Regions from separate parts of the Homo sapiens genome. Here regions 1, 2, 4 and 5 are each linked to region 3. A link is a contact called in ENCODE Hi-C data. All regions are on one chromosome and are shown on one strand. The core of a region is the stretch at or near the end of the contact, and the rest is flanking DNA. Distances in the headings are between cores, read along the strand shown. Region 1 holds the start of JAZF1-AS1 (JAZF1 antisense RNA 1). Region 2 overlaps JAZF1 (JAZF zinc finger 1). Region 3 holds the start of SKAP2 (src kinase associated phosphoprotein 2). Region 4 holds the start of SPMIP4 (sperm microtubule inner protein 4). Region 5 overlaps JAZF1 (JAZF zinc finger 1).

Evidence for each region. Hi-C counts contacts between places; a loop is a spot of excess contacts on that map. Pooled maps may share reads with other maps.
Region 1: a map of CD8-positive, alpha-beta T cell shows a loop between it and region 3 (28-fold over the local background). The contact joins the promoter of JAZF1-AS1 here to the promoter of SKAP2 in region 3. A Hi-C loop is called at or near these places in 4 of 168 maps with a recorded cell type or tissue (CD4-positive, alpha-beta memory T cell, CD8-positive, alpha-beta T cell and naive thymus-derived CD4-positive, alpha-beta T cell) and 12 of 50 pooled maps.
Region 2: a map with no recorded cell type shows a loop between it and region 3 (11-fold over the local background). The contact joins the enhancer-like site here to the promoter of SKAP2 in region 3. A Hi-C loop is called at or near these places in 3 of 37 single-sample maps with no recorded cell type and 3 of 50 pooled maps.
Region 4: a loop to region 3 is called in a map with no recorded cell type, with 9 times the contacts of the local background. The contact joins the promoter of SPMIP4 here to the promoter of SKAP2 in region 3. A Hi-C loop is called at or near these places in 3 of 37 single-sample maps with no recorded cell type and 8 of 50 pooled maps.
Region 5: a map with no recorded cell type shows a loop between it and region 3 (9-fold over the local background). The contact joins the enhancer-like site here to the promoter of SKAP2 in region 3. A Hi-C loop is called at or near these places in 2 of 37 single-sample maps with no recorded cell type and 10 of 50 pooled maps.

The regions. Positions count from the first base shown.
Region 1 is chr7:28,178,968-28,181,734 of GRCh38, reverse strand. It overlaps JAZF1-AS1 (JAZF1 antisense RNA 1), which reads right to left and starts at 1,278. Exons shown (of 4, transcript NR_034097.1): 1 at 1,196-1,278. It overlaps JAZF1 (JAZF zinc finger 1), which reads left to right and starts at 940. Exons shown (of 5, transcript NM_175061.4): 1 at 940-1,272. The coding sequence starts at 1,158. RefSeq lists a silencer at 1,746-1,865 and enhancers at 1,720-2,219, 2,220-2,721.
Region 2 is chr7:28,154,270-28,157,123 of GRCh38, reverse strand. All of the region lies in intron 1 of JAZF1 (JAZF zinc finger 1), which reads left to right. Among named protein-coding and RNA genes, the nearest start is that of JAZF1-AS1, 25 kb to the left of the region's middle. Within about 2 kb of position 1,405, at least 3 of the 41 ENCODE cell types and tissues checked have a DNase peak (open chromatin) inside an H3K27ac peak, as active enhancers do.
Region 3 is chr7:26,863,230-26,865,961 of GRCh38, reverse strand. SKAP2 (src kinase associated phosphoprotein 2) reads left to right here and starts at 1,372. Exons shown (of 13, transcript NM_003930.5): 1 at 1,372-1,599. The coding sequence starts at 1,533. RefSeq lists an enhancer at 805-1,134.
Region 4 is chr7:25,178,954-25,181,695 of GRCh38, reverse strand. SPMIP4 (sperm microtubule inner protein 4) reads left to right here and starts at 1,342. Exons shown (of 10, transcript NM_138811.4): 1 at 1,342-2,034; 2 at 2,364-2,521. The coding sequence starts at 2,388. The region is part of intron 1 of LOC124901603 (a long non-coding RNA gene); the gene reads right to left. RefSeq lists silencers at 1,107-1,496, 1,557-1,836.
Region 5 is chr7:27,899,785-27,902,484 of GRCh38, reverse strand. The region is part of intron 2 of JAZF1 (JAZF zinc finger 1); the gene reads left to right. Among named protein-coding and RNA genes, the nearest start is that of TAX1BP1-AS1, 160 kb to the right of the region's middle. Within about 2 kb of position 1,349, at least 9 of the 41 ENCODE cell types and tissues checked have a DNase peak (open chromatin) inside an H3K27ac peak, as active enhancers do.

The DNA.
Region 1 (2,767 bases), core at 29-2,528, 1.3 Mb before region 3:
CACACTTTACAGAAGAAATATGACTGCAACTGGAGGAGGGGGTGGGGACAAGAAAGTAATTGATTCTCAGCAAAATGCTGGTTTTCAGGGAAGCTACTAAATTCACCTTAAGTGGTTACCTGGTCAACATTATGCTTTAAATGCTCACAGGATGAAATCGCTTCCTTTTTAAATGAAGAGTCACTATGTCCCTTGCCGTTGTTTCCGCTCCTTCTAGCCTTAACCAATGCACTGTCCTTTCTGCAGTGGCTGAAACGAGGATGGGTTAATTACCAGACCTGAGATGGTGGAGTGGGTGCAGTAGGGTGCTGTAATTTCGGGTGATGAAATTATTTTAGTTTTTGTTTTCCTAGAAGGAGCAGGGAGTATAAAAAACGTGGCACATATGTAAAACACAGGCAAATGCACTTGACAACCAAGCACTCTATTTTGAAATTTAAATAAAGCTAAGATTTTTTTCTGGCCTAGAGGGAAAGCTTCATTAAAATCAATTAGTTAGTACAAACCTCCGGAGAATGTGTACTTTTTCTAAAGAAGGTTTAAAGAAGAAGGTGCACACAATTACCTTTCCTGGGTCCCCTGTGAATGTGTCACACCTAGACAGGTGGCTGAGTACAAAAAAATGTCCCTGAGAGGGACCAGGGTAACTCCCTGAGTTCTCCTCGCAGGGAGGTAGGTGTAATTAATCGATGTGGGTGTATTAAGAACGTCATATACATAACCAAGGAGGCTCCAAACAGATGGCACGGATGGCAAGCCGTAAAGGGCAGGCCTAGCGAGATAAAGTTGGTGGCAGGGCTCGCAGGTGAGGCCTGGGTCCGCGCGCTGAGGTTGGGGCCGCACAGCTGTAGCCGCGCGCCCTGGTCCCTCCTCCCAGCTGCGGCGGCCTTCCCCCCCCGCCCCCGCCCCCGCCCTCCCCCCGCCGCTCCCGACGCCGCCGCCGCAGCCGCCGCCTCCCCTCTGCCTCCCGGTGGCTCCTCGCTCTCCTTCCATCTCTCTCGCCCCCTCTCCCTCCGTCCCGTCCTCGCCGCTCCCCTCACCCCGCCTCTCTCCCCCTCCCCCAGCCCCTCCTCTCCTCACCCCACCCGGCCTCCCTCCCTCCCTCGCCCGCCCGGCGCTCGCAGAGCCGACACCAGGGGGGCTCTCGATGTAGCACCATGACAGGCATCGCCGCCGCCTCCTTCTTCTCCAATACCTGCCGATTCGGGGGCTGCGGACTCCACTTCCCCACCCTGGCCGACCTCATCGAGCACATCGAGGACAACCACATCGGTAAATGGCCCGGGGGTGGGCGGGGGTGCCAGGCGCGCGGAAACTCCTGCCCGGGCGGGGAGCCCCGGAATGGCCAGGGGTGGCCGGCGGGGAGGGAGGCGGCAGGGCGGGGAGGGCGCGTGCGAGCCCCGAGGTGGGGGTGGCGGGATGCGGGGGCGCGAGGTGCCGGGGGGCGGGGAGCGGGCTCGGGTGGGGGAGGGGGCGGGCGCCCCGAGGTGCCGCGGGCGGGCGGGCGGGCGGCTGGGGGACTCAGGGGCGTGCACGCGGGCTGCGAAGTGGTGGGAGCGGGGAGCGCCGCGGCGGGGCGGCGGGGTTGCGGCGGCGGGGCCGAGTGCCGGCGCGCGGGGCGCGGGGCGGAGGGCGCGGCGGGCGGCGGGAGCTGGGCGCTGGGCAGGGTCGCGGAGTTAGTTGGCCCGGGTGGTCGGAGTAGCCCGAGGCGCTGAGGGCAGCGGGGGGCGGGCGCTGCACGCCGCCGGGCGCTTCCGCCCCGGCTCGAGCTGTCAGGGCTCGGCGGCGGCTGCAGCCGCGGGGAGGTGGAGCGGGGGGGCGGGGGTGGCTCCACCGCGGCAGCCATTCCGCTTCCTCCTCCCGCCGCCGCCGCCGCCACTGCGTCCTGTCAGCGCCGGTTGCTAGGTGTGGTGCGTCGGGAGGGGGCCGGGGCCGGCGGCCGCGGGCGGGGGCCGGGGAGCTTGCCCTCTCCCTGGGAGGCGGCCGAGGGGCCCGGGCGGGGCCGGGGACGCGGGCCCGGGGGCTCTGGGTGCCCTCCCCTGCCCCGGCCTGGCGCGGACGCCCGGGCGCTGCGGGCTGAGGTCTTGGGTGCGCCCGCGGGCCGCGCCCAGCGCCCCGGGGTCGACGCGCCCTGGAGGCCCCTGCGGCGGCGCCCGCTGGAGAGACACCCCCAGGGCCCATGGCCGGGCATTTAAATGCACCCCGGCTCTGCGATTTGCCTTTCTAATGGTGCTAGGCCCGAGGTGCGCTGGCTGCGCCCTGGGATCGGCGGCGGCCTGCGCAGCGCCCCGGGCCCGGGAGACGCCGGGGAGGGGGCGCCCCGCAGGGTGGCTGCTTTCCCTTCACGCCTGGACCCCTGGACCTTTCAACAAGTCCTCTGATTTGCAGAAGTCATTGCACACATTTTCACACTTCTATTCGGAACCCCTGCTAAGGGAGGTGGGCCGGGTGCATCTGGCTTAGGCGGTCCAACCACCTGCGGAAGGTGTGACCGACGCCAGCGAGTTGTCCTGCGTGGGCTAGAAGGTGAAGGGTCCGAGCGATGTCCCAATGGGGCTGTCTAATCCAGAGAACCTGTAAATTGCCCCCAGGAAGTCCAAATGAATGCCATGGATTCAGCCATGTGGATGCAGCTCACGTTTCTACAAAGTTGAGAGAATAAATCACGACTGCTGTGTATTTATGCAGGAATAAAATGAGGCAGAACCCTATGCTCCTTTGCTTAGTATAGTGCTGTCTCTGCACACAGTGGCTGCTTAATAAGTGT
Region 2 (2,854 bases), core at 156-2,655, 1.3 Mb before region 3:
TTAAAAGGAAGGAGAGAGGAGATTGAGTTACATTGAGCAGACCACCACAGGGGCTGTGTGCATGCACATGTATGTATGCTTTCAGAATCCACTGTGGTTGGTTGAAGGATATCGAAGGTCATCTTAATGGATATTGAAGACTGTCTTTATTTATACGTAGTATGGAGTCCGGTATAAACAAATATGGGAAATGTAGCATATGATGGAAGAGAAGGTATTTATCTGCCCTTTGATTCATGCATTCATTCAATGACTGTCTCATAAGAATGATTTCCCCCCTTGCTTGGTAGTGTTCTAGTTCTAGGATCTGAATTTAAATTTCTTGGTGACGTACTCTTGCTTATAGAGCAGTGGTCTCCAAGAGTGGTCTCTGGACAAGCAGCAGCAGTATTTTCTGGATTATTGTATTAGATGTGCAGATTCTCAACACTGTGTCCTCTTGCCCCACACCTACGAAATCAGAAACTATGGGGCTGAGACCCAGCAATTTGTGTTTCAACAAATTCCCAGGTAATTTCAATACACTCTTGGGAACCTCTGCTGTAGAAGATGTAGCGTTAATTCATAACTATAATGAGCGAATGGTCTTCTCTCTTCACTGAATGAACATTTTGTGCTTTCTGGGGAATCAACAAACATTTTCTCCACTTACCTAAACTTCTTATCAATAGTCTCTTGTACTCAGAAAATGTACACAAGTCAAAATAGACAAATCATATTTTGGCTCCACATTTATTCTAGCAGACAGTGGCAGACTCTGCCAAAGCCACGAAGTGACTCCCCATGCAATTGGCCAGGTGACCACCACCACCACACAGAGCAATCTCAGTCCTTGACTGGTTCCTCTGTGTGAAAAGGGGCCTCTACAGCCTTGACCCAGTGACTTTCAGATTCTGAGGAAAACAGACGCTTGATGCCTGTCCAAAGTAAACAGAGCCAAGAGAACCTTTCACAAGCCTGGTTAAGGATCGATGGTTCCACCCAAATGATTTAGATGATTTGGTGTTTAAGTATGTTGTTGCATAACTCTTGGCAGCCAGAGATACCAGTGTGCTGGAGTGAGTGGCAATTTGGATTGAATGAATAAGGTATCTATCAAGGGTGTATGTATATGTACATACCAGCTACTGTGATTTGGACATTACCTACATTAGCTTATGTAACCTCATAGACACCTTATCAGGTAGGTACCCTTATACCCTTAAGATAATTTTCCAGATCAAAAAGCAGAGGCATTGTGAGGTTAATTTGCACAAGATCATCTTCCCAGGAAGAAGCAGGGTTAGAATTTGGACCCAGGTATTTGGTTCCTATACTTCCCATGTGCGCGTGCACACACACACAGACACACACATACATTCTGTGCTGTCACAGCCTAGATGTGGTTGTTTCTCTTGGTCTCTTCTGCATGGGTCATTTCTTGTATGATAATTCTGAATTTAGGTGGAGGTTGTAGTTGCTGAATGGGCATGGGTGGCCAGGCCCTCCATACTGTGTTCAGTACCTTTGATGATTAACTCTGAAAGGGAAGAAAGGATTACTTAGTGCAGGCCAGAGAGCTGTAAAAGGTTCCTAAATTACTCATTTCCCCTCTGAATTTCTCCTCTTGCCTCGAAAACTAAAACACACTTTATAGGGGAAGAATGAAGACCGTATAACTCTGTGGCAGCACAGTTTGGTAATTAATGGACTTGTGCCTCTATCAGAAGAGTGATGTATTATTCCAGAGCCCTGTAGAATGAGTTAAACTGAGAGTGAATTATTTGGTTTGACTGATGTGTACAGTAACTGAAGATAGTTTATTAGTGGGCCAGGTTTTAATCTTCTCTCAAAATGAGTTCTCCTCATATTCTGCACAACTGCCCAGTCTCTTTCATGCCCTGAAATTGAGTAAAAGGAGAAGGTGCTAAAATGGTTGAAACAAGAAGTGAAACCTTCTGTTTCATCATATGTTCCAGAAAATATACAGTGTGTTTTTACTGCAGCCTCCTTTCCATCCCCCCTCCCAATCATTTTCATTAGTGACTGATGTGATTGCAGAGTGGTTTGGTGGGGAAAAGTACTTGCAACCAAATTTAGTAAACCGCAAGCCAATTTTATTTTTAGTTTTAGTGAGCAAGGGCAGATAGCAATTGCAAATATCTTACTGTATCTACTTCTAAGCTTTTACTTTTCTTTTTTTTTAATGTTTTGCCTTTTTCTCTCCCTAGTATGTTTTGTCTATTTTGAATATAATTGTTTTTAGGAGAAAAGGCCATTTTTTCCTTCTATCATTGAGAGCCCCCTTTTTTTTTCAATATTGTAGGCATCATCTTAGTAGGAAATAGAATATATTTATAATCAATGATGTTACAGAAATTTTGAAACTGAGAAATTAAGTACCATAATTAATAAAAGGTAGGAATAGGGAATCATAAATAATTATTTAGTATTAATTGTCAGCAGCAGCCTAAGGTTGCTCAGTGATAGATTAATAAGATCAAGCAGAAAAATAAAGGATCCCATTGGCCAGAGAATGTGAGTGGAATTCCTTTTTCACCTGTATGGCACAATGGTTGGCATTCAAGAGACATTCAGTAAATGTGGTTTGGTTAGTTAGTTGGTTGATTGTTGAATAAATGTTTGAGTCCTGCACTCACTCCAGAACATCAGACTATTGGATATGAGGTTAAGTTTGACCAGAGGATCTTGAAGAGGCTGTATAATGATCATATCTTAAGTACTAGAAGAGTCATTAGTGGTCTCAAACCCATCTGCTCTACCCATTGGAGACTTCTGTAGGGACCCTGACAGTGGCCCTCTGCCATGCTTGAACATTGTGATCACTAAGGGCTTATTTCACATCAGCTTATTT
Region 3 (2,732 bases), core at 123-2,622:
TATGCCTTCCTCACTAAGCTTAATCATTTCTAGCTTTTGATTTAAAGTAAGCTTTTGATTTAAAGTAAAATGATTCTTTTACTGGAACACTCAGAGGCCATCGTAGGGTTATTAATTGGCTTAATGTCAATATTGTTGTGTCTCAAGGAATGGGGAGGCCCAAGAGAGGGAGAGATATGGAGGAAGGTATAGGGTTGGTAGAGCAGTCAGAACACACACATTTATGGATTACAGTCGCTGTCTTATATGGGTGCTGTTTGTGATGTCCCAAAGTAATTATAATAGTAACTTCAAAGATCACCATAACATATACAATAATAATGAAAAAGTTTGAAATATTGTTAGAATCACCAAAATGTGACAGAGACATGAACTGAGCACATGCTTTTGGAAAAATGGCGCCCACAGATTTGCTTGATGCAGGGTTGCCACAAACCTTCAATTTGTTAAAAAATGCAATATCTGGGAAGCACAAAGATGTATGCCTGTTAAAGGTTTTAAAGAAGCCATTTTTTTTAAAAGAGAAAACTTTTAAGAAGCTTTACAGATAGAAGACAGTAAGTATTTGTTGACTAAATGGTCAAGTTGGAGTGAGCAGATTTTATAATTTTATTCTACTAACCACCACCAGCAATTTTATTTTTGATGCTTGTAGATGGACAGTGGTGCCAATGTCTATTCGGCCTTCTGTTTTTTTGTTTTGTTTTGTTTGTTTTTTCCTGCCAAAGGACGGTGCTTAGAACTTCCCAGTCTTCCTTGTAGTGGGGAAAATCTGTCACCCCAAGGATACGAATTAGGTAGAAAAGTAATGTAAGAGCCAATCACAACGCGCGCTCCGGAGCGGCTCCAGACTGGCTTCGCCCGGACGACTGGCGGAAGACGAGACTTCGTTACCTCCGTTCAATCGGACAAAGAAGGCCATAATAGTTTAGGACAAGAGAAAATTCCTTGTGGGTTAAACTGCGGTGGGACTGACTGTTACGCAGAAGGCGTAATCGCAAAACTTGTATACACTCTGTATCATGGATACATTATTTTCTGGAATCCTGCAGAAACGATCAGCAGTTGTGATGGCACCAGTACCGAAAATGGCTGTAAGGCGCTCCGGACGCTGGATCAGGTGACGCAGCATCAGGTGACGCAGCCTCAGTCCGCCCCCTTCCCACCAGTGGCTCCTCCTCCTGCTTCCCGGCGTAGCGGTGGGCGTGGCTTGCCCACAGGCTCTTTCTTCTGGGGCCGGGAAAACCGAGGAATACACATGCGCAGTTGGACCCCTCAGGCCCTTCGTGTCCCTTCCCACCCATCTCCCCGCCCCGGCCCTCTGGGCGGGGCTGGGCCGACAGTCCAGCTGCAGCTCGCTGGAGATTCAGTGACTTCCTTGTTGTGAGCCCCGGCCCGGCAGTGTCCCGACTCGTAGCCCCGCTGTTCTTAATCCGGGCCGCTAGCCTGAGTCTAGGTCGCAGCCGCAGCCCCACCCCGTCGGTCACCTTTTCAGCGCAGGTCCTTTCCCCGCACGCCCTGCGCTCCCTAACATGCCCAACCCCAGCAGCACCTCCTCTCCCTACCCCCTCCCTGAGGAAATTAGGAACCTGTTGGCAGGTAAAGAGCGGGAAGGCGGCGATAATGCTGTCGGGGCGGGGGCGAGGGAACGGTGAGCCGGTGGGGACAGAAGCATTCAGAGCCCTTATCCTCCCTCCCCGCGCTTCCCACGTCTTCTAGCCAGTGGGGTCGGCACAGGGAGGAGAGGAGAGGGGTTGTTTTGTCTCAGAAAGGGAGTGGACGTGTGTGTTGAAATTTGGTGCGGGGATGGTGGCGAAGCCCTTTTTGGTGATCTACACAAATGGGATCAGGACGTTTCTATGTGCATTGTGAAGACGGTGTGTGTGTGTGTGTGTGTGTGTGTGTGACAGAAGGGCGGGGGAGGAAGAGTGGAAGAGGGAGAGAGAATGATAATGATAATGAATGCTGCGTGAGCAAGCAGAAGGGAGCAGAAGTCAAATAAGTAGTTCTTGGGTGGTCTGGCCAATGGAGGTAGAGGATGTAGAGATGCAAAGAGCTGTCAGAGCCACAGGTGTTAGGGGTTATGGGGTGAAAGAGTTTGTCATTTCTAAAACTCCCGTTTTTCTTAAACATTCAGCTCACTCACGTTTAAGACTTTTGAAGAAGGTCTGGTTCTCAAATGGCCACTTGTCCCCAGCCTCAGTAATATATTAAAGCAAAAAAGGAAGGATATGTTAAAGTTCTACTTCCTGTGTGACACGATGAAAGTACTTCATCTTTGTACCCTTATCTTCCCTTTTTCAGTTTTACATTACCATTTATAGGAACTTATTTTAGGAGCTAAAAACGTGGTTCTTCAGTAGCATTATGAATCCACTACTAGTTCATTAATTTACTGGATACGGAGGTGTGTATGTTCACTAAGAACCAATAATTTATATTTCTGTACAAGGTAGAAAATATATGTTTTTAAGGTAGCACAAATCTTACCTATCTCAATGTTCTGGAATTTCAACCATCATTTATTTTGTCTTGTGTACGTCAGAATTCTGGAAACTGAATTTTGATTTTTAGTTTTAGATGTCTATAAAATATTTATCTCTCAGTATTGCTTATGAATAACTAGATTACAGATTGCTTATTCTAGCTCTTAAAAAGCAATGTCATCTAAAATGTGACATTTGATGACACATTTTATATGTTACTCCTATAGCAATGTGAGTCCAAATCTC
Region 4 (2,742 bases), core at 93-2,592, 1.7 Mb after region 3:
GCTACCTAAGGGTTCCACGTGCAAATTCAGTGAGGAGTTAGTATGAAACATGGCAGTAGAAATTCAGCTGTAAGGTCAGCAAGCTGGATCTGTGCAGACTCTAGTTGGCCTTATATGTTCCAGTGGATTTCAGCCAGTTTTATTAACCTACAAGCCCAGGCATTTCAGCATTTCAGCAATTTGTTTCTTTTATCTGCCATCCTGTAAACTCAAGAATTTCTATGACTGTTTTCTTTAACTCTTTGGCACACAGTTTCAACGCCCTTCTTCTCAGAGGTGGTCATTCTCACCCTCACCTTCTGGTTCCTGCAGGCTCATTTCTAGCCTCCCACACTGTATTAGTCTTTTCTCACAATGCTGTAAAGAACTGCCCAAGACTGGGTAATTTATAAACGAAGGAGGTTTAGTTGACTCACAATCTCACATGGCTGCGGAGGCCTCAGGAAACTTACAATCATGGCAGAAGGCCACGGAGAAGCAGTTACCTTCTCCACAAGGGGGCAGGAAGGAAAAGTGCTGGGAGAAGGGAGAAGAGCCTCTTATAAAACCATCAGATCTCGTGAGAATTCACTCGCTATTACGAGAACAGCATGGGGGAAACTGCCCCCATGATCCAATTACTTCCACCTGGTCTCTCCTTTGACAAGCGGGGATTATGGGTATTACAATTCAAGATGAGATTTGAGTGGGGACACAAAGCCTAACCATATCACACATATACACACAACCTAACCTCCTCACATCCCATTCCTTGATGGGGTGGCAGGTGGCGAGGGGGGGGTGACATCCCTTATTGTCAGCCATCACAGGAACTCATGACCCTGTAGGTGCAGATTCATGGCTCACATTTGTATCTTTTGGGGAAAACTGAGGTAATCAAGGTGGGGCTAGGCCCTGGGGACGAGGCAAGTAAAGGACTTTGCCATGTCCGCACCCACCAGGGAAGGAGCAGAGACTCTGTTAGGGCGCCATGCCAGGGGCTGCAGTTTCAGAATCCTGCAGACTCCACCCTCTATCTGGCCACACTGTCCCCAATTTTTGCGAGGTGACCTGGGGAGGGAGGACAGGTCGGATGCTCCGACCTCACCAGGGACTCCACTGGACCGGAGCTCTTCCTCCTCCGCCCAGTCCACATGAGAGAGCTCCCTGGCCGGCCCTGAGACAGCTCCAGACCTGGTAGCCCTGGAAAAAGAAACTGGTATCGCCATCGCCGCCGCCGCTAGAGGGCGCCTGGGGGCGGGGCGCGGGTGGGGCAAGGCGGGGTCCGACTGGAGGCAGGGCGGTGAGCCGAGAGGGGCGGGGCAAGGGACCGGGAGGCGGGGCCAGGGGTCGCAAGGCGGAAGAGCCCCTCTCGCCTCCGACCCGGCGCCTCGCACTCCGTTCACTCTCGGTTCCTCTTCGCATTCTTGCCAGTCCCGTAGCGCTGGGCTGGTTTCCTCCGAGGTCTCTAAGAGCCTCCTACTGCGCCCCGCTCGCCGCCCGGAAGCCCCCAGCCCCTCAAGGACGCATCACCTAATGCCGCGGTCACGGCCACCGTCACAAGCGCCCCCAGCCCCACCCCACCCCGGCCTGCCCGCCGTCCTTCTCCCGCCCCCGCCCCTGCCTGCCAGCTCCACCGGGCCGTAGGTGCGGACGACCTCAAAATTCCTCGGCCCGCGAAGGCCGCCAGCTGCGGGGAGGGGAGGGGAGGCGCGGTCCCGCAGCGCCCCCAGGCTCATGTCCCAGGTATGTCCAGACCCCCGAGGCACCGCTTGCAGGGCAGTGACAGCCCGTGAGGCTCGGCCTCGACCCCTGGCACCCTTGGTCCCAGCTACGCCGGCTCCTGGCCTTCCCCCAAGTCCGAGAGAGAGGTGGGATTCTCCCCGACGCAGTTGGAAACCGGGAATCCCCTTTAGGGTCCCGTTCGTGCTGCACTACTGACTCCACCATCTGCAAAGGGATTCTTGTCCAGAATCCCCGAAGGCTTTAGGACAGCGCTTATTTTGTTGAATGAAGAGTCTCTAATTTTCGGAAAGACCACAGGCTAAAAGTCAAGTGAGTTTTCTTGAATAGTTATAGTTAAATTTAAGGCAGGAATTGAATGTCAGTTGATGGCCACAAAGTAGCGGACTGGTACGAACCTACTGGATGATCATTCTGGTGACTACTTGGAGGCACCGTCCACTTTGTGGATTTGTTTCAGTTGAAATTTATTTCCATAGAACTTATTTAGGTCTCTATTTATTACTGATTTGACGGCTTTCAGTGCAGAGGGAAGCCTGTGACGTCTGTGCAGCGTCAGGTTGAACAATTTAGCAGTGTAAAATGTGTTTTCTGCCTGCCTTGACTCGACAAGCCAAATGTGCCCTCCTTTTCTTTTCCAGGTTGTGCCTTTTTAGCCAAGAAGCATGGAAGTCATTCACGGCAGGCCCTACTGTTGCAGGGAGCTTGAAGGAGCTGACATACTGTCCAACACCTTTTACTCTAATGAATTGCACAACCCCCTCCAGACGGTTACTCGCCCAACTGCCTCAGAGGACAGGTAAAACAAAAACTAGAAAAAGCAAACAAGAAAAAGCAGTTTTAATGTATTCGTGTATTTTATTATGTGAGGAAAAACATTTATTGTTCTGGGGCTCTTCTGTTTCTTGTTTGTTTGTTTGTTTGTTTGTTTTTGAGACGGTGTCTCGCTCTGTCGCCCAGGCTGGAGTGTAGTGGTGCGATCTCGGCTCACTGGGACCTCTGCCTCCCAGGTTCAGGTGA
Region 5 (2,700 bases), core at 100-2,599, 1.0 Mb before region 3:
AAGCCCACCCTCTTAACTGCTACACTAATATATTCAGACTCCAGACCATGACCTCCCAGGGGGTCAAGAAGTCAATGTGGTGGTCATGACCATCATATTTTGTTAAAATGAAATAGAACAGGAAAATGACAGAGTATATCACATGTAGTAAAGATTGTTTTGTGAAATTTCTGTTTCAGATATTTATATTAAAATGTCTTGTCCTTGAGTCCAGAAATGTTTCATTATTCATAATTTTTTAGATTTCATAAAGATAATATAGTAGAAATACTTCATATTACATAATACCCCCATTAGGGTCTGGGGCAGCCCCATATAATCACGTACATTAATATTTATACAGTGAAACACATGAATATTTTCAGTAAATACAATAAAATCTGTAAGTAGCCTTTCACCCAGTCAGGTTAGTTTGCCTTCCAATGATGTTTTAGTGCCAAACTTTATTTTTAAAAAATTTCAGGTTTCAGAGCTTTGGAGATCTCAAAATTGCAGGTTGCAGGCCTATTTATACATGTGAGCGCACCAGGTCGCACCGTGAGATACGTTTCTTATAATGGGTTGAAGTCAAAACAAAGTTTGAAAAATACTGCACAGTGCTATTGCTGGAATCATTCACTGTTAGAACTGGGAAGGACCCTAGCAGTGATGTATTCCATATATCCATAAAACCAAATCTCAATTTTAACAGGTAGAAAAACTAGGACCACAAAAGTGAATACAGTGACTCCCGGAGGCCACCAGTTTCTTTGCCCCAGAACAAGCCTCCTGGCGACATGCAGTGCAGGCCTCTGGACCATGTGTCCTCTCCAGAGTCTCATAATCACAGCCACATCACACCACACATCTTGGAGTTTTCAGTTTTTTCTGAGACTGCAGTTTCAAGTGGTCACTTCAGTTTCTGAGTTCTCTGATCCAGTGAAAGCCAAGTGATTTTTTTCCCCAGCAGGTCACTTAGACTCAGGTGTTTTGGCCATGGAGTGAGGTGGCAATGGAGTCTCTGCCCAGGTTCCAGCAAATAGTGTACATTTCCTGAGTTTGTGGTTGAAACTAGTCTCCCTGGACCAGCAGTTGACATTTTCCCCCTGTGGAGTTATATTCATGTTTCCACGTTGAGCATGTCAGACTGAATGAACATTGTGGTCTGAGGATTTAAAAGATTTATAATGGAGTCTTGAAAATTTACTTAAGGAATATGTACTTCCCCTAGCAATAACAAATATTGCTACAAATGACCATATTAAATTAAAGTAACTTAGACATTTCTGATTTGTAGGGAAGTTGAAATTAATCTTACAGCAGTTTCAGTTTCAAAATGAAAACACTGCTTTGCCTGACCGCAGATTTTCAGGCTGTTAGTCAACAGTGAGTGAAAGAGTCTCAAGTGACTTTTTTTCTTTAAGAAATATTCAGTGTTCTCTACGTGTAGAAAAATGTTAGAAGGAAAAACCCTAAAATATCAACCATAGTTTTATCTGGGTAATACGTCTCTTAGAAAAAAAAAAAAAAAGTTTTTACACAGGAAACATCAAAAATTCTTTTCATAAGCTGAATGGTAGGTACACGGATTTCTATTTTATTAAAATCTTTATGTGTGGAAATGTATATATTGATTTGCATATATATTCCATAATTTTAAAAAATACCTTTATTTCATTTCTTTTCCTAACCTGTGTGTTGGTCAATTAAAAAACTTTTTAAACATAAGTCACAAATCCATAAAAAATGTTCTGTAAATGTTCTTTACTGAGATATATTACTTTTTACAATTTTAAAAAAGAAGACTTTCTTATTCATTCTTCGTTCCTTCCCTGATTAATTCCTTTAGTGAGTAGGCAAGAAGCCCGGTTCAAATGCTTTTTTTTCCCCACATTAAAAAATAATAATCACTAGAAGGTGTACTGGCAAATGTTGAACTGACTTGGGGAGGAAAAAAGTCTCAATTTGTGTTATTGCCAGTTTCTGTGGTGTAAATACTCCTGCCATAGCCAATTTCAAGCTACCCACATGTTACTGAACACAGAGTAGGTTACTTTGCATTATACAGAATATAGTTATAAATAATTCTACCAAATAGATAAAATGTTAATGTAAATAACAAGAATATAGATAATATTAAAATTCAATAAAATAAGTGATGAGCCTTGAGTTAAATATCCTTGTTTTTAACAAAGCACTTGATTTAATTATTTACGTCATTTAGTTTTTAATAACGGCTGTGTTTAACAACAGACTCACCAAATCCCTGAAAATTTAAGTCAGCTTTCACAACCCAGTATGAGCCAGCTCCAGCACACGGCGGCTGCCAGATCAGAGCAGTGTCACCATTGCAAAGCAGAGAGAATTCTGGGAGGTGGGCACAGCCAGCCTTTCCCAGATCGTAGCCCAGTGGGGCTACAATTCCAGAGACCTCCCCTGCCACAACCGGGGAGCCCAGTGGTCCCACACAGCAGGATGGACTGACATTGAGAGGATGAGCCTTTTGTTCTCCCAGCTGCCCACTGCCCCCATGTAAACCGCCAGAGGAGTTCTCACTGCATTTCCCCAGTCCCCATGCTCCAGCTCCCTGAACACTTTCAACTGTGAAAACCATGACAGCATCCCCAGGCTTGACTGGGCCCTGATGCCAGCTCTGCCACTATCCTAAATGACCTCAAACAGGTCACACCACCTCAGTTCACAGTTACTGTAACAAATGAG